Regions from separate parts of the Homo sapiens genome. Here regions 2, 3, 4 and 5 are each linked to region 1. The links are chromatin contacts, found by Hi-C or POLR2A ChIA-PET in ENCODE. All regions are on one chromosome and are shown on one strand. Each heading gives the region's core, a stretch centred on a gene start or an enhancer-like site at or near the end of the contact. The rest is flanking DNA. Distances are from core to core; before and after follow the strand shown. Region 1 overlaps DTNB (dystrobrevin beta). Region 2 overlaps ASXL2 (ASXL transcriptional regulator 2). Region 3 has its middle 21 kb from the start of DNMT3A. Region 4 overlaps DTNB (dystrobrevin beta). Region 5 overlaps DTNB (dystrobrevin beta).

The links. A loop is a pair of places that touch in the nucleus more often than their neighbours do. ChIA-PET counts read pairs that join two places held with the same protein, here RNA polymerase II (POLR2A). Pooled maps may share reads with other maps.
Region 2: a loop to region 1 is called in a pooled map, with 6 times the contacts of the local background. The contact joins two enhancer-like sites. A Hi-C loop is called at or near these places in 7 of 50 pooled maps. POLR2A ChIA-PET finds 5 or more read pairs at or near these places in 3 of 52 experiments (OCI-LY7, Panc1 and activated T-cell).
Region 3: a loop to region 1 is called in a pooled map, with 4 times the contacts of the local background. The contact joins two enhancer-like sites. A Hi-C loop is called at or near these places in 2 of 37 single-sample maps with no recorded cell type and 7 of 50 pooled maps. POLR2A ChIA-PET finds 5 or more read pairs at or near these places in 7 of 52 experiments (CD8-positive, alpha-beta T cell, Caco-2, OCI-LY7 and 4 more).
Region 4: a pooled map shows a loop between it and region 1 (2.0-fold over the local background). The contact joins two enhancer-like sites. A Hi-C loop is called at or near these places in 5 of 50 pooled maps. POLR2A ChIA-PET finds 5 or more read pairs at or near these places in 2 of 52 experiments (HEK293 and WTC11).
Region 5: a pooled map shows a loop between it and region 1 (10-fold over the local background). The contact joins two enhancer-like sites. A Hi-C loop is called at or near these places in 9 of 50 pooled maps. POLR2A ChIA-PET finds 5 or more read pairs at or near these places in 2 of 52 experiments (GM10248 and activated T-cell).

The regions. Positions count from the first base shown.
Region 1 is chr2:25,584,773-25,589,524 of GRCh38, reverse strand. The region is part of intron 6 of DTNB (dystrobrevin beta); the gene reads left to right. Among named protein-coding and RNA genes, the nearest start is that of DTNB, 86 kb to the left of the region's middle. Within about 2 kb of position 1,969, at least 3 of the 41 ENCODE cell types and tissues checked have a DNase peak (open chromatin) inside an H3K27ac peak, as active enhancers do.
Region 2 is chr2:25,814,454-25,819,205 of GRCh38, reverse strand. The region is part of intron 3 of ASXL2 (ASXL transcriptional regulator 2); the gene reads left to right. Among named protein-coding and RNA genes, the nearest start is that of ASXL2, 62 kb to the left of the region's middle. RefSeq lists an enhancer at 1,397-1,576. Within about 2 kb of position 2,830, at least 2 of the 41 ENCODE cell types and tissues checked have a DNase peak (open chromatin) inside an H3K27ac peak, as active enhancers do.
Region 3 is chr2:25,360,832-25,365,583 of GRCh38, reverse strand. No RefSeq gene overlaps it. Among named protein-coding and RNA genes, the nearest start is that of DNMT3A, 21 kb to the right of the region's middle. RefSeq lists enhancers at 2,842-2,891, 2,942-3,041, 3,312-3,391. Within about 2 kb of position 2,728, at least 29 of the 41 ENCODE cell types and tissues checked have a DNase peak (open chromatin) inside an H3K27ac peak, as active enhancers do.
Region 4 is chr2:25,385,883-25,390,634 of GRCh38, reverse strand. DTNB (dystrobrevin beta) reads left to right here. Exons shown (of 21, transcript NM_021907.5): 17 at 2,274-2,433; 18 at 3,257-3,346. Among named protein-coding and RNA genes, the nearest start is that of DTNB-AS1, 33 kb to the left of the region's middle. RefSeq lists an enhancer at 2,009-2,218. Within about 2 kb of position 1,990, at least 2 of the 41 ENCODE cell types and tissues checked have a DNase peak (open chromatin) inside an H3K27ac peak, as active enhancers do.
Region 5 is chr2:25,450,788-25,455,539 of GRCh38, reverse strand. DTNB (dystrobrevin beta) reads left to right here. Exons shown (of 21, transcript NM_021907.5): 11 at 46-135; 12 at 3,905-3,992. Among named protein-coding and RNA genes, the nearest start is that of DTNB-AS1, 32 kb to the right of the region's middle. RefSeq lists an enhancer at 2,288-2,347. Within about 2 kb of position 2,304, at least 2 of the 41 ENCODE cell types and tissues checked have a DNase peak (open chromatin) inside an H3K27ac peak, as active enhancers do.

The sequences.
Region 1 (4,752 bases), core at 720-3,219:
CCTGTAGTCCCAGCTACTCAGGAGGCTGAGATAGGAGAATTGCTTGAACCCAGGAGGCAGAGGTTGCAGTGAGCCGAGATGGCACCACAGCACTCCAGCCTGGGCGACAGAGTGAGACTCCATCTCAAAAAAAAAAAAAAAAAAAAAAAAAAAAAAAGAAAAGAAAAAGAAACCTGAATAAGCAAAGAATGGAGAGAAAGGGAGAAGTGAGCAGATAGGAAAGTAGACACACTCTTACAATCAGTGTATGCAGGAGATACTGTTGATAACACTTTATTGGGCACCATGCCACATTTCCCTTGATTCACGGAGGCAGTGGCAATTGTATAAAAATGGGATTATACTATTGCTGGTTAATTTTAAGAATAACAACAATATTTCATGCCTGGAGGTGTCCTCCGATTGCATTTGACAAAATATTCTCTCCAGCTATGTAGCGAAATGATTTTTCTCCTCACTTTGAAGTGAGATGTCTTTTGGATGTTCTGACTTTGTTTTCCTGGACATTGAATAGAGTTTGGCAAGCATTGCCTGGCAGGTGTATCTATATTTGTTATTTCATAGGTATTCTAATTAAGGAGATTTTATAATCTCCGTTAGCAACCCTTTGCTACTGTGTACTTTGGTGTGGATTAGTAGTGTTTCATTGATTTGAAGACACTTTTTCATATCTTAATATTTCTGATGTTGAGATATATAGCCAATGATACCTCACAATTGCAGTTGGTTAGGCAGTGGTTATGATGGGCTGTCATTTCCTGCACATGTGTGAACTTGATCATAGCTGATCATTTGTTGTCACTTCAACTGAGTTGTATCCACTTTTGGCACTACATGTGTTGTCATTTAAAATGTCCTCAGAGGCCAGGCACAGTGGCTCACGCCTGTACTCCCAGCACTTTGGGAGGCCGAAGCAGGTGGATTATGGAGTCAAGAGATCGAGACTATCCTGGCCAACATGGTGAAACCCCGTCACTACTAAAAATACAAAAATTAGCTGCGCGTGGTGCGTGCGCCTGTAGTCCCAGCTACTTGGGAGGCTGAGGCCAGAGAATCGCTTGAACCTGGGAGTCAGAGGTTGCAGTGAGCCGAGATCATGCCACTGCACTCCAGCCTGGCAATAGAGGGAGACTCCGTCTCAAAAAAAAAAAAAAAGTTCTCGGAAGAGAGTATACTGTGATTTGGCATTAAAGACAATGTTGTTATAAATGCAGAAAGGTGTGGACAGAATAGAGGGGAATACACTGGATGTTAGTAAAACAAATATTCAGCATTGGAGGAATTCCATATTATTTTGCAAAGCAACAACCAGGTGCTTTTTAGAGCCTTTTTTTTTTTAAGGAGGCTTTATAGAGCCTTTTTAAAAAAGAGGATATCCCCAAATAGATGAAGCTGTATTTTTTTATTACTGAGATATAACCAAAATAATTTATTGTCACACTAAAGCATTGCATCTGAAGGTAGACCAAACTGCCAAGTTCCCCTGAATAGATGAAAGGAATTTCAGTTCATCAAGAGGCTGGTGTGACCAATTCACATGTCACGAAGGATTATGCTTAATTAAGTCATTGAGTTAGTTAAATTGGCTGAGTGCTTTTCTTTCTTAGGGGTAGAAAAAAAAATAATGGTGTGTCTTACAAGTGATCTTATAAGTGCATCTTAGATGGGATGAAATGCAGGGTGTAGAATGGGTTTTATTATGATCAGGTCTCTATAGTAATGAGGCCTGTCTCACTAGCATACTTAGATTGAACAAAATTGTAGAGACCTAGAAGTGAGATTTTATTCTAGTTGGGCCTGTGAAGGAGAGAGTGTCTTACTAAATGAATCCTTACATAGAAATGACAAGTGGCTTCAAGATTGTTTTCTTTTTAGAAAAGGATTTTTGTTAGCAGTACTTGCTGTCCACATGCTCTAGGAAAGCACCCCTTCCCCCCGCTTCCCCACTGATGATTCATGAGCTGAAAGAAGTTCCCCAGCCTGTGGGGTGTGGGGCTGTCGGTCCAGGTCATTCTTGGTGTTCATTGGTGGCACAGTCCAGTGTGCAGTCCCATTCTGGACTTCCAGTGTCCCCTCTGCCTTACTGCTTTATGTATGACTAACTAGTATTCAAGTAAAGCAGAAAAATTCATCACCCAAAAAACGAAGGACCCTGGTCTTCTCGTCACTTTATTCAGTGGCTCAATGGCAGCCTAAGGAAGAGGAGTGTGCTTTCTCAGATGTTGGTTTTATTATTCCTTTTAATCATAAGCAAATTTGAGTTTAAATCATCATTTTGCAATACAGTTCTGTTGATGTCCTTATTTTTCATAAAAAACTCGACTCACTCCTCATTGCCTGCTGGATAAGCTGCTTAGCATGACGTTGTGGCTCTCAGCAGTCGAACCACAGTCTACCTTTTCACCGCCATTCCTGATTGCTCCCGCTCTACCCCATCCCTCTCCTGTTCCTACCCTTAGCATACCATGGGATCTTTTTAGCTGTTGCCACAGGGCCATGGGGTTGCACTGTTTACATCCCCCTCAGTGTTGTGCGAGAGCATCTGTGTCTCCACAGCCTTGCCAGCAGCACATGTTCCCACACTTGAATTTTTGCCAATCTGATGGGTGAGAAATGTTATCTCAGTGTAGTTTTGATTTGCATTTCTCTTGTTTTGAGTAACCTGTTTTGAGTGAGTCAAAGCAGTCAAACTTTTTGTCTTTGTTTATATTCTTAGTTCTCACTGAAATGCCAGTAACCCCTGACTTTCTGTCTCTCCTCCAAAAAAGGCTTCAGATTCCACATCCTAGCAAAAATATGCCTTCTTCTTTGATGTTTTTAATCTTTCATCTTAGGATTGTGTCCTCTTCTCTACTTCCATGACATGTTACCTACAGCTCAGTTATGCCCTGAAGGGAGGGACCTTGCTCTCCTTCAGCTTTCCATCCCCAGTGACTGACAGTGTCTGGAAAACGATCGATACTATTTCCTGGATTAATTGAATGATTTTTTAAACTTTTTTTTTTTTTTTTTTTGGAGACAGAGTCATGCTCTGTCGCCCAGGCTGGAGTGCAGTGGCGCAATCTCGACTCACTGCAACCTCCACCTCCTGAGTTCAAGCAATTCTCCTGCCTCAGCCTCCCGAGTAGCTGGGATTACAGGTGCCCACCACCGCACCTGGCGAATTTTTGTATTTTTAGTGAGATGGGGTTTCACCATGTTGGCCAAGCTGGTTTCAAACTCCTGACCTCAAGTGATCCGCCTGCCTCAGCCTCCCAAAGTGTTGGGATTATAGGTGTGAGCCACCGCACCTGGCCGCCCGTGCTTAATGAAGCATTTTAAGTTAAGTATGACATGAGAAAATTAGTAATTTTGGTTTGAATTCTAATGAAAGCTTAAACTTCATAATGTATTTGCATCCTCGTTTTCACTGATATTATTCCATGATTTTTTCAAAGGAAATAATCTTTGCAATGAGAGAAATATAGTATTTCAGAATATTTGAAGTTTTTCTAATCTTTCCTTTATCCATAACAAATAAAAATATCTCTAAGAAAAAGCAGAGTAACATTATATTATTTTGTCATTATAAATTACTCTTATTTTCAAAGTCCAAAATAAATCTGTGATGTGGGGAAATTCAGTGTGAAAATAATTGAAAGACTGCCCCTTTCAGTTACAACAACTCTGTAACTCTGATTAATGTATGTTTGCCCTTGTCAGATAAAATATCTCTGTAACTATACTCAGAAGTTTGCATAAAAATGTTTTAACCTGAAAACTTTAGAAGTGTCCCTTTCAAGACAGTTAACTAAATGTCATACATCATTTAAATGATAAGGCAATGGGTAAATATTTCTATGTTGCACATTATAGGAGTTTTTGTTGGAAATGATGAAGTTGGAGACTGTAGCAATGATGATCTATAGCTAAATTATTTTATTTTCTCATGTTATTTTATTGATACTGGATTTTTCATTTTTAAGGGGTTACTCCTCTCCCCTTTTAAAAATGGGAAGAGGTAGTCAAGGGTGGAGGAAGGGAAGTGAGAATGGCATGTAGGGTAATAGTTGTCAGTCTAGATTAGAATAACAAAGAGCAACAAACAAACGCTTGTTTCTAAGAAAAAATATGAGACTGCATACAGTGATAAAAGCAGTCTCAGTGTTTTATAGAGGGAGGCATAAATCATGGTGGTTTCGCTCAGTGGATCAGGCAGCTGTTAAAAGGATTAGAAATGAAGAATTTGTACAAAACAAGATGTTTAATAGAACGTTAAGTGAAAAAACAGATGATGTATTCATATCTATTCTGTTCACAAGTATGTAGAAATATATATACATCTGGAGGGAAATAGAGAAAAATGAGAATTGTGGGAATGCATGATTTGCATTTTATTATAGTTCATATTAATATTAAGCTCTTAAAAATAAGGAGAAATGCAAAGAATGTGTTCAACTCAAGAGCAAAAACAAAATAAAAAGATAGGGGACAAAAAGAGCCAACCTGCCTTTCATAAAATTATTTATTGAGTCATGGAATTTTAGAGATGGGAAGCCTCTCCTAACAGGTCTCAAAATTTTTGGTCTCAGGACTTCATTATACTGTAAAAATTATTGAGGACCCCAAAGAGCTTTTATTTATATGGGTTAAGTCTGTCAGTATTTCCATATTAGAAGTTAAAATTGAGGCTGGGCATGGTGGCTCACGCCTGTAATCCCATCACTCTGGGAGGCCGAGGCAGGTGGATCACGTGAGGTCAGGAGTTCAACA
Region 2 (4,752 bases), core at 1,581-4,080, 230 kb before region 1:
TCCTCGGCAATGCAGCAGAGCGTTGGTCAGGGCTGAGTTTTTACCTGAAGACTTGATTGGGGAATGATCAGCTTCCAAGCTCATGTGGTTGTTGGAAAGATTCAATCCTTGTGGGTTATCAGATTGAGGGTCTGGATTCTTAGCTGGCATTTGGCTAGAGGCTGTCCTGAGTTCTGTGGCCTTCCCCAACATGGCCACATGCTTCCTCAAAGCCAGCAAGGAAGAGTCATCAAGCGAGGACACTGCAGTCATATGTGAAATAGTCACTTATGTGAGACCCTTTACCTTTGTTCTTTTTTGATTATTAGAAGCTGATTACAGGCCCTACCCACACTACAGGGGAAGGAATTATGTAGGGCCATGAGTACACAAAGCAGGGATTACTGGAAGCCTTTTTAGGTCTGTCTACCACAGCATCCACTAATCTTACCTGAAACTTCCTATCACTGTTGCCGCATATGGTGATTTTCTAATTCTGTCAATCTTGGTATATATATATATTTTTTGTTGGAATTTTACTGTGAGGAATTCTCCCCCACTCGTTGATTTGTTCATTTATTCTTAGCATGACCTCATGGATTCTTATTCTTTGGGTTATTTCTGCTATAGTCATTTATTGCTTTAGGGTAAGTAGCAATTTAATTCCTCCAAGAACAGCATTTAGAGAAGTCTTTAGCATGGGTTTCTCTTTTTTTGAGATGAGCTCTCACTCAGTCGCCCAGGCTGGAGTACAGTGGCATGATCTCGGCTTACTGCAACCTCTACCTCCCAGGTTCAAGCAGTTCTCCTGCCTCAGCCTCCCGAGTAGCTGGGATTACAGGTGCCCGCCACCATGCCCAGCTAAGTTTTTTGTATTTTTAGTAGAGACGGGGTTTCGCCATTTTGGCCAGGCTGATCTCGATCTCCTGACATCAAGTGATCCACCTGTCTTGGCCTCCCAAAGTGCTGGAATTACAGGCGTGAGCCACTGCGTGGCCCAGCATGGATTTTTAAACAGGATTTGAGGTATAGTAAGTCATTGGTCAAATATACTCTAAATGAAAGATAAATTTTAACAGGTGAGCCATTCTATCATAGGTTTGCAAAGCCTTTGAAATTCTATTTGAAAATATACTTTGATGTAACAGACTTTCAAGTTACCATCAAAATGCTGAAAATGCTTTTATATTAATGTGTTTTAAGTGAAGAGCTAATTTTTCCCCTAAAAATCATTACCATGTAACTTAAATGATTAAAAGTTTTGGTGATATGATCTAAATATACTCATTCTAAAACCACTAGTTTTCTCAGCTTCATCTTTGGCTTGTCTCTTGATCTTTGAATGTTATGTATAGGCATCCCCTTCTTTGTATTTGTGGGCATCTGGGGTTCTCACTCTCTGTCAGTGTATCATCTTGTACTTGGTGAACAAGTACCTTGCTATTCAGTGTGTCTTTTTAAGTGAAAGTCTTTCATTTCCATCTGTATGCAATTTCCCCTCTTACCTGCTGTTCTAGTTTTTGTTTTGTTTTTAATAGCATGCCCTGTGACAAAGTGATTTTCAAAAAGAGCTCTATTGTCTTTCAGAAGTTTCCTTGTTTTAATAGTTTATTTGTATATTTCCGGACTATTTACTTCAATATTTCTTGTAGAAATGATGCCTGATAACCCCCTACCCAAATTAAATTAATCAGTGAAAAAAATGTACACTGAAGAACATATCCTGAAAAACTTTTAAGTAGGAATAACCATTGTTTATTGCATTTAATTGAAGAGACCAAGAAAGTTACTAGGCTTTAGTTTCTTCACTGTGAGGTAATATTAATTCCTAAATGATCTCTGAAGTTGAGGAAAAACAAAATAGAAAAATTCTGAAAGTGTATTGTCATTTTAAAAATGAAAGTTGAAAAAAGTAGAAAACATTTACGTTTCTTATATGTTACCTAATTGCAAATGTATTCCACTTTTTTCCAAAAAATAGTTTCTCCATTCCTTGTTTACTTTGGTGCATTTCTTTTTGGCTGGATTTCATCATCAGCTAGAATTTTTACATTTATGGATGATCTTTTCCCTGAGTTCTTGCGGGCTTAAGAATTTTTTTTTTTGAGACAGAGTCTTGCTCTGCCAACCAGGCTGGAGTGCAGTGCAATCTTGGCTCACTGCAACCTCCGTCTCCTGGGTTCAAGCAATTCTCATGCCTTAGCCTCCCAAATAGCTGGGATTACAGATGCCTACCACCATGCTTGGATAATTTTTGCATTTTTAGTAGAGACTGGGTTTCACCATGTTGGCCAGGCTGGCCTCGAACATCAGACCTCAGGTGATCCGCCAACCTCGGCCTCCCAAAGTGTTGGGATTACAGGCGTGAGCCACCACACCAAGCCAAGAATGTTTTCTATTGCCTCTTTGTTTGAATGCCATCTAGGCTAGATATAAAATTTTTCATTCATACTCTTAAGAACTTTTTTTGCTGTCTTTTGGCAGTGAGTATTGCTAAGAAAGCAAATGTTTCCTTCATTATATAGTGCTTGCTTTATTGGTCAATATTTTGCTGCATAATCTTAAAATTTCAGTGGCTTATAACAACAAATACTTTTTTTCTTCCTCATGTCTTTAGGTTAACTGGGGCTTAGTTATTGTTAGCTAGACTTTGTTGTAGGCTGTGGATTGTTCTCTCCTTCTGCTGGAATCTGGCTCTCATGTCAATCACAGGAGTCAGCCAAACAGGCAAATTTTAGCCTCTGCTTCCGTCATGTCTCTTATTTCATTGATCAAATCAAGCCTTGTGGCCAAGACGAACATCATTGTGGCAGGGAAATATATTTCACTTACTGTAACGTACTGCAAGGTCACACGATGGTGTGAATGATGAAATGGAAACACTAATTCAAGCTGCCACTTTGGCTTTTAACGCCTGGAACCTGGTTTGATTCTTTCTTTATCCTTGACGCTTAAGATTTAGGAAAATATTAACTTTTTTTTTTTTTTTGAGATGGAGGCTCGCTTTGTCGCACAGGCTGGAGTGCAGTGGCTCACTGAAACCTCCGCCTCTTGGATTCAAGTGATCAGCTCACCTTGGTCTTCCAAAGTGCTGGGATTACAGGTGTGAGCCACCGCACCCAGCCAAGATTTAGGAAAAATTTAGATGTTTCTGAGTATCTGAGTACTTGGGGTTAGTCTGTACAGATTTGGGTAGCATCTTACCTCTTACATTATCATGTAATATACATTATTGATGCATAAGGGTAATCTTTTCTCGTTAACAGAAGAGAGTGGTTTACCTGTGAATATTCTCCTGTGTTGTTGTTCTTTTCCCTTTCCTATCTCTGTAAATTTGATTGCTTTTATGTAGGTGCTTTGTATCTATTAAGATACTTCCAGCTGTAAATGACAGGAAACACGATGTAAACTGGCTTAAACATTGAAGGAATCTCATCATTTAATGCAAGTGAAAAAAACAGGCAAAACTTTATCCAAGTTCTCCAGTCAGTTTCATCAGTATCTCAGCTCTGCTTCCTTCAATTTTGTTCCATTCTCAGTAGGCTCATCCATCATAATTGCAAGATGACTGCTCACAGGCCTTAGAGCTGGATATTTTGGGTTGAATTGTAGAAGAGAAGAAAGATTCTACTTTTCAGAGACATTAAAATCACTCATCACTGAGTCTGGCTCGCTTACAGTTGAGTCAGATTTTTTCCTTTCAGTATATGTAGTTATAAATATGTGTTTCAGAGAAGTATAGGATTTATAGAACATAGAAGTGGCTTATTTTAGCAAGAGACATTAAGGCTAAAATCTGAAAAGTTGAATTGGAGGTTGCTAGGAGAAAAGGAGGTGAGGGTTATCATTGCAAGCAGAAGTGTTGGGCCAAGTAGTCAGAAGAATTTTAAATTACCAAATGAAAAGAAAGGTAGAGTAGGCTGGCAGAGAGGGTGTGTAGCAGAATGGTCAAGGTCAGATTATTTTGGTCAAGGTCAGATTATTTTGATAATTTTGTACTTTATACTAAGAACATTATGATATGGATGAATTTTAAGCTGGACAGGAGGTAGTATGATCATATTTATATTTAAAAGGTTACTCTGGCTTCAGAGTGGAGAATAGTTGTATGTGAGGGTGAGATTCCTATCACTTGAGATGGGGAACACTGGAACACTGCCAGACTAGGGTAGGATAGTAAGTTGGTAAAGTAACTGCTGTAGTTACTGAATCTTGACTCTGTGACATATACTTGGTATGTACATTATCTGTGATCTGTACAATCGAGTTACACAGTAGGCAGTATTACCTCTATTTTGCAGATGAGTAAATTAAGGGTGTTTAAAGTGACTTGCCCAGGCTACAGTCAGGTCTGTATTCAGATTGGTATGAATCATTAAATCTGGCTCTTTACCATGCAGTGATGACTCCTTTCATTAATTGCTATATTTGCTTTATCTAAGCAGTACAATGATTGACTTCTGCTCTCTTAGCCCTACTAGCTACTGCTAGCTTTTATTACAGAGAGAACTAAAAAGGGCCATTGGCAATATGATCAAAGTCACTTTAGTTCTTTGGGCCTTATGTACAAAACATATTAGTATGTTTGCTTACATGCTCACCGCATAAAATTATAGCACTGCACTTGTTCCTTTCCTTGACAGAACCCCTACCTCTTCAACCCCAATCTCTTGAGCATGGACAAGAAAAATTAGAAGCTGACTTGTTGTGTGATAGTTACATAATCTTTAAGGTGGTTCTTACTACAGCTGCTTCGGGTGTTAGTACTTACCC
Region 3 (4,752 bases), core at 1,479-3,978, 220 kb after region 1:
AATAGTACTATTTTATTGCTTTAAAAAAATCCACCTGTCTTCCTGAATGACGCACCACCCACCCCACCCCAGCCCAAAGCTAAAGCATCCTGGACAAGTTCTTATGCAAAGGAGCAGGCCTGTCTCAGGCCTCTAGAAGAGTCGGCTCCTGCCTGGAGGCACTTCCTGGCTAGGTGGGAGACAGTCCAATCACCATGGCCCACAGGAAGCAATAGCTCACTCTGTGCCAGTTACCGCTGAGGGTATTCCTGCTCGGGAACACCCAAATGAGGTATAAACTTTCCCCCAGACACTTGAAACTTGAAAACTTCCCACCAACCTGAAACACGGGAGCAGGAGCTAGAAGACAGGGTGCTGGCACACGGTGGGTGCCAGTTCCCACCAGCCTGAAACATGGGAGAAGGAGCTAAAAGACAGTGCTGGCACACAATGGGTGCCAATTCTGAATGGCAAATGACTAATGTATTGTGACCCGGAGGGTGTGCTGGCCTGGAAATGAAGCTTATGTTAGAACCTAACGATTGTGCAGACTGGCCCTGGAATGGGGAAAAGACTGCTTTTTAGTGTGGTTAATGAATACGTGTTTTAAGGCGATGCCGAGGGTGTCCATCTGTAGAGAAAACTTGGAGAGGCTAACGAGGATGGGAAAGCTTGCACAGTCACTAAGAGGGGATCTGAGGTGTGGGTCCAGGACCCATGATTGTCTGGTGTGCCCGCTGCCCACCCAGCTGCCTGGGAAAGACTGGGCGCCTGTGTCCCAGCCTCTGGTTATTGTCTGAGGGCTCCCAACCCCGCTCCAACTCCCACGTCCTGCTTGTCTCTTGCTCAGCTCTGTCTGTGCTCCACCCTCAGCTCACCTGCCCATTGACGTGACCTGCCCAGCTCCCAGGAGCATTTATATGTGTGACTCCTGCCCTCTGCTCCAACCTTGGTCCCTAAGTCATCCAGTCCTGCTGGGGTGCCTCCAGCTGCCCCGGGCTTCCTCCATGATCTCCCTAGACCTGGTCTAAATCTGTCACCTCTTGCCTCAATTTGCCCTTTTGAATCTTCTCCCTTTCCTTTTTCTGCGAGTCTGCACCCTGCTGGCCCCTTGCTAAGTCTCCTCCTTCTGTCCCTGTCTTTGCTCCCAAGGGTCCTCACCAGCGAGGGTTCTGCCTTCTTCTCTGGAGTTGTCTCATCCTCCCTGTTTCTTGGAGGCCTGTCTGGGGCCCTGCTTCTCAGGGAGGTACCTGAGGGTTCCTGGGATCCCTGGGGACCATGCCTTCCTGGACAGCTATAGGGTTCAATGGAAAAGCATGGGTTCTGGAGGGCAGGCACACCTTCATTTGAATCCTGACGCTGCTCCTTTCTAGAGTGACCTCAGGTCACTGCCTTATTCTCTGCATCTATAAAATGAAGATAATTCCAACCTATTTAGTTGTTCTAAGGATTATATTAAAATGTGTAAGAGACCTGGAGCAGGGCTGAGCACATAGCAAATGAGTAATAATGGTTGCTTTCCTTTCTTCCTCTGACACTAGTGTCTGCACCATCCACTGGGCACTGTGGGTCAAGCCACACTGAGCCGCACTGGCCAGACCCTACCTGGACTCATAGGCGAGAGGCTACAGTGATGGGGACAAGGGAACCTGGTACTGCCAGGGCCCAAGCCCCACGCCCGGTGCCAGGTGGCTGAGGATCTCCCCAGGCCTGGCACGGGTGCTCAGGCTTGGGGCGCTGATTTGTCTCCCCTGCCCAGACATGTAAAGGGCCACTTAAGGAGGTCGAGGGGTGGAGTCCAGGGCCCTGAGCCAAATCTCTGCCCAGGCTGTAGCCCTCAAGTCATGGGAAAATCTGCTTCTGGGGTGGAGGCTGGTCTTGGAATGGCAGGTAAGGAGCAGGACAGGATGGGGAGGACCACCTCGCAGACCTCACTCTCACCACCAGGTATACACACACTTGTGACTTGCTTGCCCCCTCAGTGGGTGAGCAGTTTCTTCAAGCCCTTGAAACGCCAAGGTCTTGTCACAGTTTTCTCCCGGGGCAAAGGGGCTACTTTCCCCTACACTAAAGAGAGCCCTCTCCGAACAATTTATTCTTTGCCAGAGATACTGGGCTCTGTGCAGGCTCCTAGAGGGAGCTTTCTCTACCGATCAAGAAGCATCTGCTTCCCTTATTCACTTAGCAAAAATTTCTTCTTTTTTTTTTTTTTTTTTTTTTTTTTTTTTTTTTTTTTTTTGCGGCGGAGTCTCACTCTGTCTCCCAGGCTGGAGTACAGTAGTATGATCGGCTCACCACAACCTCTGCCTCCCAGATTCAAGCCATTCTCCTGCCTCAGCCTCCCGAGTAGCTGGGATTACAGGCGCCTGCCACCATGCCCGGCTAATTTTTATATTTTGAGTAGAGACGGGGTTTCAGCATGTTGGCCAGGCTGGTCTTGAACTCCTGACCTCGTGATCCACCCGCCTCAGCCTCCCAAAGTGCTAAAATTACAGTCGTGAGCCACCGCGCCTGGCCCCAGAGATGGCTTTCTGTCCTGAGCAAGAAGGAAATATTCTGGAAGTTATACTTTCCAATGCTTTCCTCCCCACCAACCGGACAAAAGGCCAGGGGCCCACTCCAGCTGCCCTAGGGAATCCCCCAACATCTCACCTCTCCTTAGCTCCTCTGGGCTTCTGCAGTGACATCAGTGTGACTTCAGCACTGCGCTTTTTGAGCTAGCGGCTCTGCTCCGCTGCCCTCGGGCCCCACTTCCTCTAAATTCCCCGTTCCTCTCCCCGTGGCTCCACTTCTTCTTCGGGGCCGTGGCAGCGTTCTTCAATGTTCCCCGTGCACAGCCTGGATCCTGGCTGCCGCCTGTCCTACCTGTCCACGAGCTCCCCCTCTTTTTTTCCTCACTCTTGACTCAGAGAAACCCCACCCAATGCCTGCCAGATAGCGGAAGCTTAACAATCAGTTGTTAGATGTGCAAATAAAATACAGCCACAGATCGTTATATTGGTAACACAAACACAACATTCAGAGACCAAGAAAATGAAAAAGGGAGGTCTAGAAGGTCCTCACCTTCGTTCTTTTGTAAATAACGATGTCTTTATTATCAACAGGTCCCACCAAGGATTTTCCTGGTGTGTAAATTTATGAGGTGTCTTATAAAGGAATGACAAATGGAAAACACAGTTCATTATACACTTAACAAATTGCCTTTATTAAAAAAACAAAAACCAGGAAATCAGGATTGTCCTTGAGGAGTGAACACACCCAGGGGCCATGCCCCAAATGTTCTTTCTGTGTCAAGTGAGCCAACCCCGTCCCCTCTGTCCCATTCCCACACACACGTTTCCTCTTGCGCAGCTCAGGCACCGGGACTGGGTCCCCTCCCTAGCCCTGCCGGGAAGGAGAAAAGAAAGCGAGACTGAGCCCAGCCAATCAACAGTCAGCATTTCTGAAGCTCCTCCCCAAATACAAATATGCGCTCCGCCCCCGCTAGCGCCACCTGGAGGGTGAAGAGCGAAATGCGGCGACTGCACTGGGTCCTCGGCCTGGCGGAGCCGCCCACTTCGCTGGTTTTTGCAGCCGATGGAGACCCGGACTCCGCTCCGAAACCTGCTGACCGCGGTGGGGTTATTCGGAGCGGAGCCGCCGAGGGGCTGTCGAGCGCTTTTGAATCTGTTTACTTGAAATGACTTTCCCCACAACTTTCCCTGATTTCTATTCCCACTTGACCAAAAGAATGAGTTTGATGTGGAAAAGTGGCCAGAAAAGTGGCAATAGTGGTGTTAGGTGCTCAATGGCATCTCTTTGGGCTCAGCCTCCATTAAGCAAAGTAGATGCCTGGGGTGGGGAGGTGGCACCCTTTTTCCGGATCCCCAGTCAGTGGGGCAGGGGCTTCGGACACTGTCCCCACAGCTGGACTAGTGGCCCAGAGATCCTAGAAGGGACCCAGCCTTCCCGCGCTGCACCCAGACCTCCGGGGTGTGACCGCCAAGCTGTCCTGGCTCCCCTGCTCAGTGGCCTGATGGGGGTCTCAGTCCCGCACTCCCTCGTGGGGTCGGGGCACTAAAACAATCATTTTTTCAGGCCATGCTCCTTGATCCTAATTTAAAAGGCGGCCTGGCCGGACGCGGTGGCTCATATCTGTAGCTCCAGCACAGAGTTGGAGGCCAAGGCAGGCGGATCACCTGAGATAAGGAGTTTGAGGCCAGCCTGGCCAACATGGTGAGACCCCCGTCTCTACTAAAAATACAAAAATCACCCGGGTGTGGTGGCACGTGCCCGTAGTCCCAGCTACTTGGCAGGCTGAGGCAAGAGAATCGCTTGAACCCGGGAGGCGGAGGTTGCAGTAAGCCAAGATCATGCCACTGCACTCCAGCCTAGGCGACAGAGTGGGACTCTGTCTCAAAAAAAAAAAAAAATTAGCTGGGTATGATGGTGCAGTCTGTAATCCCAGCTACTCGGGAGGCTGAGGCAGGAGAATCGCTTGAACCCGGGAGGCGGAGGTTACAGTAAGCTGAGATCACGCCACTGTACTCCAGCCTGGGTGACACAGCAAGACTCTGAGACTCCATCTCAAAAAAAAAAAAAAAAAGGAGGCCTGGGAAGGATCCCCTCTGAGACATGGAAGACTTGCTTGACTCAAGGTGGGTTTTTTCCTTGAGTCCCTCAGTAGCCCTCAGGACAGTCCCTCAGGTGCCACCTGCCCTCCCCTGCAGGAGAGGTTTGTTCTGGGAGGAGAAGCCCAGACAGGCACGGGTGGCGGGAGGGCAGGTGGGCATC
Region 4 (4,752 bases), core at 741-3,240, 200 kb after region 1:
TCTCTACTAAAAATATAAGAAAAGCCAGGCATGGTGGCACACACGCACCTGTAATCCCATCTACTTTGGAGGCTGAGGCAGGAGAATTGGTTGAACCCAGGGGACGGAGGTTGCACTGAGCCAAAATCGCACCACTTCACTCCAGCCTGGGTGAAAGAGTGAAACTCCATCTCAAAAAAAAAAAAGAGAAGACGAAAAGAAAAAGAAAAGAAAAAGTTTAAAATTTCAATGAAAGCCAGTTTATCTGTTTGGTTTTGTTTTTACATATCATGGTTTGGGTGTTTTCTTAGAGAAATTTTATAGTTTTAGCCCTTATAGTTACTATGATCCATTTTAGTTTTAGCTCTTATAGTTACTATGATCCATTTTGATTTAGTTCATATTTATTTGTATCATGGAAAGATCTCAGAAAGCATGCTAAGTGATTAAAGCAAATTGCAAAGTGATATGAGCAGTACAATACCATTCATGCAAAATTTAAAAGCGTGAAATACCATCTATTATTCATAGCTATACATGCACATATAGGTTAAAAGTTTCACAGCAGAATTTTGATAGGGGTTGCCTCTGAAGGGAGGAGAGGAAAGAACTGGAACAGGAAAGAACTGGTGGACAAAAATATTGCAAATTTTTCTGCAATATTTTTAGGTTGAAATACATTTGACACAATATGAAGTTACCAATTTGGGGTGGTTAATTATGTTGTACTTTTTAGTTTTCTGTATTTTTTTTAACTTCTCAAAATACACATACACACACACACACACACACACACACACACACACACAAATGATTCAAAGTAAGAACCACAGAAAACAATCCATTTCTGTTGAGTTTGGTGGCCACACGGTTGAAGCACTGCGGTGGGGTGTCGTGCGTCCAGCCTGTCCACCTGTTCAGGGCCAATTCTGTTTGTATATGGGGTTTCTAGCTGAGAAAGCTAGAAGAAGGATAACTGTCTTCATTTGAATTCACTCTCACACTTTGGCTTCTATTTTTTCCAGTTTTGCTTCCACAGAAAACCCTAGTCCACCTTCCACACTCAGTTCCCGTTGTGCTGAAGAGCTACAGAGCCCACATCTCAGTGAGCGGCCCTTGATTAGTTTTCTCCTTTTATTTATTTTATCCCATTGCTCCAAACTTTCTCCACAACTATACCAGGGCCTCCCAAGGAAAGCTTGGTTTCTGTTTACCATGTGTCCTTTCTCACCTCGTCCCCGCGGGGTGGCCCCGGACAGCCTTGCTGTACATGTGCAGTGCATGTGGCATGACTGGCCCCATGGCCCCGCTTGCAGCCTGCAGCCGAGCTCCGCACATGCTCAGAGCATGCCCTGCAGGAAGTGGGGTCACAACCTGCAGAGTGCACACTGCCACCCTTGGAGTCAAGGGGTTGTTCCCATGCCTCCCACTGGCAAGCTGTGTGGCCTGACACAACGTCTCTTTCCATTCTTCTTCTTCTATAAAATGGACATAAAAATATATACCCTGGCTTGGTATGGTGGCTCACACCTGTAATCCTAGCACTTTGGGAGGCGAAGGCGAGCAGATTGCATGAGCTCAGGAGTTAAAGACCAACCTGGACAACGTGTTGAAACCCCGTATCTACTAAAAATACAAAAAATTAGCCCAGCGTGGTGGCGCACACCTGTAGTCCCAGCTACTCGGGAGGCTGAAGCAGGAGAATCTCTTGAACCTGGGAGGCGGAGGTTACAGTGAGCTGAGATCGTGCCACTGCACTCCACCTGGGCAACAAAGCAAGACTCTGTCTCCAAAAAAGATATATACGTATATAAATATATACATACACACACACACACACACACACACACGTATGTCCTTTCCACTCACAGGTTGCCGGCAGCAGCGGGGGGAGGGGTCCAAATGAGAACATGTACATGAATGTGTTTGCAAACAAAATGAAAGCTGTTTGCATGTTACTTCCTGCCCTGCAAGCCAAGCCCTTCTAGAGCCCTGGCCCAGTCACGCAGCTCACTCTGTCTCCACCACTCTGTGCCAGCCTCTTCTTTCCCTCCCATTCTTGGTCTTGTTCTTAGGATGTTCTCTCTCTCTGCCCTGCACGCCCCCTTCCTTTTTTCCTTTTCTTCCTCTCTCCAGTCTTGGAAGCAGCCTAACTCCTTCCTTTCAAGTATGATCTTGTACCACTGAACTGAGGCCCACTGGCTGGCTCTGGTTGATGGAGAAAAAGTACTTTCTTCCTTCCTCAAAGAGGTCAGGTACTTGAGATAACGTATTTTCTGTCTTTGAATCTCCAGGCTCAGGCCACAGGGTCACCACATACATCGCCCACCCATGGAGGCGGCCGGCCAATGCCCATGCCAGTGCGCTCCACGTCTGCCGGCTCCACCCCCACCCACTGTCCGCAGGACTCGCTGAGCGGAGTCGGGGGAGACGTGCAGGAGGCCTTCGCACAAGGTGAGTTTCTGGAGCAGAGTTCAGCGGGGAGCTGAAGGGATGTGCAAACACGGACAAGATTCCTGCTGAGGTTTTTTCCATTTCTGTTTTGTGCTCTTTGCTTGGAATGATCAGATTTTGACAGACAGTGTAAATAAGTCAGGTGCTGGCCCCTTCTCATGAGACGGGCTGGTCTCCAGCGGGAGGGCTGCAGGCTTCCTATGTGTGCCAAGAACAGGCCTCCTGGGGTTCTCTGCCCTTTTTTCTGGATTATTGGAAGTGCTTTGTCCTTTGGGCTTTGTCTCCTCCAGAGGAATTGGATGGAATAATTCCCTGGCCTAGAAGGGACTGTAACAGGCACTGTAACTGGGACCGTGCTGAAAGCACAGTATGCACGCCATTGTCACAGTCATCGGGGGAGCTGGTGACCAGCAGTATTAAGTAGTTGGGTGGGGATTCAGAGGGAAGTCCTGCTGGGGCTGGAGGTGAGAAGGGGAGGTGGTAGTGGTGGTTGTGGAGAGTACAGCCCCACCCCCACAAGGCTGAGGAAGACCTCGGTGGAATGCTTATTCTGGAACCCAGCTCTGGATTGTGTGGTGGCGGCAAAGCGTGGAGTTGACAGGATGCTGCTCCCTAGGTAGAGAGGGCAGAGGGAGAGGGACCAGTGGGCTGGTGCCTCCTGCCCCCGGTGTGCCTGGGAATGGGTGGAGCTGCTGTGGCCCCATCTCCCCTTAGGTGTTCCACACCTGTGTTCTCGGGCCTGGCAGAACTGAGGCATTTGCTCAGCCGTCTCTTCTCCACGCTCACCCACCCTGGCATCCCCATCTGCTCTGCCTCTCCTCAGGTACGAGGAGAAACCTCCGCAATGACCTGCTGGTGGCAGCTGACTCCATCACCAACACCATGTCATCCCTGGTGAAGGAGCTCCATTCAGGTGAAACCCAGAGCTCCCAGCCAGCTTCCTGGCCTCCCCTGCCTTGCCCGCGCCCTTCTCACTTCCTTGCCAGCACCGGCAGAACCTCACCACCCAGCTTGCACCACCCCATTTCATCACCTAACTTTGCCTTCTAGGAACACACTGGATGTCTCCACCCAGAGAGCCTCTGTCACACAGGATCGCGTAGGGGCGGTTTCACATTCAGGCCTATCTCAGGAGTGCATCTTGTGGAGCAAGCTGAATGTAGAGAAATTCAGACCTTTCAGTGCAGGCAGGCCCCTTCCTCACTTACCTCGTCTTCCATCTGTACTTTGTCCACAGCCGCTCTCTCCCTAGGCCTGACCGACCACCTCATTCTGAAACTTCCCTGGAGGTCTGGAGCGGAATCAGCCAGGAAAGCTCTGGACCTTCCCCTGCTGCCTTTCTGCTCTCTCCTGTTTGATTTGTTTTTGAAACCTATTCCCTCCTTTTGTCCGTGACCAGGCTCTGATTTCACCTGAAGTTCATGACCTGAGTCTGTCGCCTCTTCTGCTCCTTGTGTTCAGCTCATCTGTGACTTCTTTCTCAGTCTCTCCATCACCTCACCAATTCAGTGACTTCCCAAAGACCTTTACCTCGTGGCATTTCACCTTACATAAAACCCAGGAAAGAGAGAGAAAATAAAAGGCCATTCACGTATCCTCCTATCTCCAGGAATCCCCATGACTCTACCAGTTACGTAGGGGCCAGAGAGTCACTAACGATTTCACAGCGGTGGGGTCTCCATGTTTTGTGTTAAACTAATGGTTTCCCTCCCTAAGCGCTGTAGGTCACTCACACTGATGGCTCTCTTTTGTTTCTTTCCACCTAATGTAGTGCTTTTAAATACCTTGAAGTAGCTTAACAGGATTATTAAATAAAAAGATAAAGCAGTTTTTCCACGGACGATTCAAACACATACACTTATTCAAACACTCTTAGGGAAGGCAAGCCTTGGGTATTTTTCAGCCCTTCGTAGGAGAAAGCTCACATGTTTAGGGTTGTCATGGGACTGGACAGAGCCCCCAGCTCTGCTCTCAAGTCTGCCTGTTTTCATACAGACCAAAGTGAGTGTATAGCCCAGCTTCGTCTTTCCAGTCAGTTAAGGTCAGACGCTGCCTCTCTTGTTTGATGGTGCCACCCTCTCCATTCTAGCACTGTTTCTCAACCCCCATCAGAAGCACGGCCCCGCTCTGTACACATAAACAGAAGAGGCGACAGCCTTCAGGATGACCTCACAGGTGATTAGAAGGCGCTTTCCCTAATGCAGCTCCCCACAGATGTCAGAAATCCCACTTTTAGAGGAAATTTCTCAGGGAATTTCGGGCCATGGGAATTAACTACACTTGTACTTCATGGCCACTTATTAGAGTTTATGCAAAATA
Region 5 (4,752 bases), core at 1,055-3,554, 130 kb after region 1:
ATGTGTTTGTGTCACGCTTGCTGTCTTTGCCTCCATTGTTCCTAGGTTACAGTATAGCCAGGATATACCCAGTCACTTGGCCGATGAGCATGCGCTGATAGCCTCCTATGTGGCCCGTCTGCAGCACTGTGCACGGTCAGTGGTGGTGCAGCAGCAGTGGGTAGCCACGGGTGATCAGAGGGAGGGAGAGCTTTGCTACCTGGGGTTGTCAGCTGGAAAAAAAACTGCATGTCAGGTTTTTCTTGAGCAGCTACCAGCTATGTTTGGCAGAGTTAAAATAGTTGCTAAGCATTAGCTTCTACAAGAGAGGGAGGCTTGCCAAGCCTGGGCGCTGACCTAAACATGGAGTCAGACATTCTCCTTTAAAGTGGGGTTCACTTCCTTCAGCTTACACTCAAAAAATATATAAACCTATGAGGGATCGCAGTACTCACAGAGGTATCTGATGCAACCTCTTCCTGTTCATTCTTACCTAACTAATGAAATCTTTCTATTGACATTCCAAGTTTAGAGTTGATCAACCCACAGATATCCCACTTTGTCTTATCTGGGGACTTTGATACTGTCACCCTATTACATCTTTACCACCCTTTATCTGTTAGCAGGAATCTGTCAGTGTTGATTATTTAAACCGGTGATTCCCAACAATGGTATTGGGTCACTGTCACCTGAGGGTCTTTTTCCAAATTATGTAGACCCTCTCATATTATAATAGTTACATGTATTATAATAGCTCCACATTCCCCTTACCCTGAAAACTACTGCGGTAGTGACTCACTGTTAATAAGAGAATGTGTCTGATTCTTCAGTGGTTTGGGATGGAAAAACGTTTGATAACTGCTAACTATAGCAAAGTTAATCCTTTTTTTAAAAGATTTAATACCGAAAAAAGTGGTATTACTTTCAGGTAGGTCCAAAGTCTCCTGCTCACTCCATGCCCACACCCACCACCATTCTTCAAGTAGGATGACAGGTAAAGTTTAAGCAATCTAAAGCCATCCTTCCCCTACATAACAGCAAAGAAGAATCACAGTGCCAAACAACTTGGAAAGCCATGCTTTGAGATTCTTGTTCTTAGAGAGAAAACCATAATTTATAAGCTGTACACATAACAGAGGCTGAAGCTTTAAATTTTGATCTTAGTTTTGCTTATAGCATGCCATGGCTCCTTGGGAGGGTCATCTGACCTTGCTGCTACTTCCCCTAATAACAGAAGAATAAATTAATAGTCAGTTGGGAAATATACATATGAAAAAGACTTTTAAATATTATACTTTATACCGTTTTCCATAGTTTTCCTGATATGACTAAATAGCATCACTATTCTGGGGTATTTATGTATCTCTAAAGCTTGGAGAAGTAGAGTTTTCTTTTCTTTTTTTTTTTTTTTGAGACAGAGTCTCACTGTGTCGTCCAGGTTGGAGCGCAGTGGTGCCATCTCAGCTCACTGCAAGCTCTGCCTCCCGGCTTCATGCCATTCTCCTGCCTCAACCTCCCGAGTAGCTGGGACCACAGGCGCTCATCACCACACCCAGCTAATTTTTTTGTATATTTTTAGTAGAGACGGGGTCTCACTGTGTTAGCCAGGATGGTCCCGATCTCCTGACCTCGTGATCCGCCGGCCTCAGCCTCCCAAAGTGCTGGGATTACAGGCATGAGCCACTACGCCCGGCTGAGAAGTAGGGTTTTCTAAGCTTCTAAATATGTTTAATAGGCTTACCCTCTAGGAGGGAAGGAAGGGCCTGATAATTGTGTGCACTGCATCACAGAGTGTCTCCTCATCCAACAGATGATTTCTTTGCACACTGTCCCAGCCTCTTGGTCTCTAGGAACAGAGTTGTTTCACCCTAGGCAAGACAAATTCTTTATTATCACTAAAGGCAATTGTCCAGAGTGAGCAAAAGTTTCCATGGTAAAAATAGCAGCAGAATGTTTGACAAGAGACTGTTACCTAGTAATTTAGCCCAATAAGATTTATGGTAGGTTTAGCTAAGGCCCTGAAGTCTCACCTTGGCTCCCTGAACAAAAATTGGTGGCTGGTAGCCCTGGGAGAACATGATGAGTGAGTGAGTACTACATGACTTCTTGATTAGTAATCTAAGAAGCTGAGCTTCATACTTCTTCCGAGAAGTCAGAACTTTTCTGGCTAACTAATTCTGAAAATGAAAGTCAATTCAAACAGAAGAATAAGGATCCTTTCTAATCATTGACCTTAAAACCTCTCATCAACACAAGCTTCTAGTTTCTGGCTAGAAAACATAGCCAATTAAAGCAGTCTGTCATCCACACTCATGTATAAATGACAAATAGGATCAACCTTCCTAAGGAGATAGAATGTGATTGAGAAAAAGGAGCTCTTTTGCACAGAAGAACCTATTGTATCCCTTGCCAGATAACAGAGGTCAGCCACTTTAGGCCCCACTTCTTCGGCTACCAATCCCTCCATAATATGATCCACTTGTATCGTTAAGCATTCATTTTTATTGTTTTTTTTTTAATTTAAAAGATAGTTCTCTTATTTCAGACAAATACCTTTAAAGCACAAATATTATAGTTTATCTCTCACCTTGGGGCCTTGACCCTAAAATATTAAAGCCGCCTAATAGTAGTCTGTTCTTATTACAAGATCATTTTTGAGAGGGTGATCATCCTGAAGATGGATATTTGCATGCTTAAAATTATAAAGTGTTGACAAATGTCATAGGCGAAGACTCGAAGCACTTAAAAAAAAATCCCAGAAGAAAGACTAAGTTAAGCTTAAAGACTTAGCCAAAGAGATAGAAAGATTAAAAAAAAAAAAACTAGAAAAAATATAGTTGATTCTACACATGAAAAGTTCAGACAGGTCTTTATTGATTTAGCCACACCCTTCCCAGATTCCCCTCAGTAATTATAACAAACTTCGATGAGTATTGAAGTCATGTCTTTAAATTTTTCTGTATGACTTGTCATACTGCCAAACTCTGATCAAGGGTTTTTGGAAACCCAAGAACATAGGGCCAAAGTGGAGGTAAGCCACAACAGCCACCTCTGGTCATTTAGTCAACATCATCACTGTCGTCTTAAAGCATCTGCCAGTCCTAAACAGAGAATTATATAGCCACAGTCCCTATTAATCTAGGACTGTCTTGATAAGGATAAATAGCATTTGGTATACTAAAGAAGTCATGTATTTCAGAATCAGAAGTTCCATATCAGCATCCCATATGCAGAGCCAGCCTATTACTCAAGAACCCTTCCCTCATCCAGATACCACATTGTCTGATAGCCTGTCTGAATGGGTCCTTAGATTTTTAGAGTATTGGTACTCTTGTTGAAAAGTAATGCATTAAACTAATTAACTCCAAGATGGGGCTATAGATGTAGAATGAGCATAGTAAAGGAAGAGAAAGGGGCATGAAAAGGGGAATATTTGATGTCATGGAATCTTTCCAGCTTTACAGTGTGTTTGGCCTGCCCTGGCAAGGCCAAACTTTTGCTTAGCCAGTGTTAAGTATATTTTTTCTCAGCCCTCTGTTTTTCATGATGCTTTAGTTTTCTCTTGGTCTTTTTGAATTTGAGATCAAGGTCTAAAAAGTCATCAGTTTTAAACATTTGGTTAGAAATCCCTGCCTCAGACTTTGTGGGTGCCCTGTGTTTTCTCAGGCCTTGCATTCAAAATGAAGTGCCCCTTTGATGGTGGAGGAGCAGCGGGGATGTGCTGCCAGTGAGGAATGACAAATGTGGCCTCCTCATTTCTCTAAATCCCCTTTTTTTCAGAAGACCATTAGTATCTATGACCCAGGCCTCTAGTTCTTTTATTACCATTCTTTTATGAGCTTTTCTTCCATCTGTTCTTTCTGAGAATGGAACAAGAATAAGGGATGTTTAATAGACACTTGTTGCATTTTTATTTCCTTGGCAGTGTTCTGGACAGTCCTAGCCGACTGGATGAGGAACACCGTCTTATAGCTCGCTATGCTGCCCGGCTGGCTGCAGAAGCAGGAAACGTGGTAAGTTAATGGAGGATCCCAGGAGAGTAGCAGAAATTAGCATTACTTTAATATGCAAATGGAAAGGGAATAGTAGACATGAAATTTAGGAGAACAGGTACCTCGGGGACACTTTCCACTTTTCCACATGCTAAGAGTAGAAGGAAACTTCCTCACCCTGATAAAGAACACCTACAAAAACCTACAGTTAAGATCACACCTACAGTTTAAATTTTGAAATATTTCCCCCTAATATTGGGAACAATTCAGAGATATCCACTTTCACCACCTCTATTCTAAATTATACTGGAGGACCTAATTAATGCAACAAGACAAGAAGAAAGGGGTATAAATATTGGAAAGACAGAAGTAAAGCAGTCTTTATTTGAAGATGACATGATTGTGCATATGAAGTCCTAAGAAATCTAAAAAAACACTAGTAGAACAGATAAGTAAATTTTATAGTATTGCTACAAGATATAAAGTGTATATCCCAGCACCTTGGGAGGCTGAGGCGGGCAGATCACTTGAGCTCAGGAGTTTGAGACCACCCTCTGGCAGCATAGTGAAATGCTGTCTCTATAAAAAATACAAAAATTAGCCAGGTGTGGTAGCACGCACCTGTAGTCCCAGATGCTGGGAAGGCTGAGGTGGGAAGATTAGTTGAGCCCGGGGAGGTCAAGGCTGCAGTGAGCCATGATTGTTCCACTGCACTCCAGCCTGGGCAACAGAGCAAGACCCTGTCTCACAAAAAGAAAAATACTATTTACTGTAGCATTAA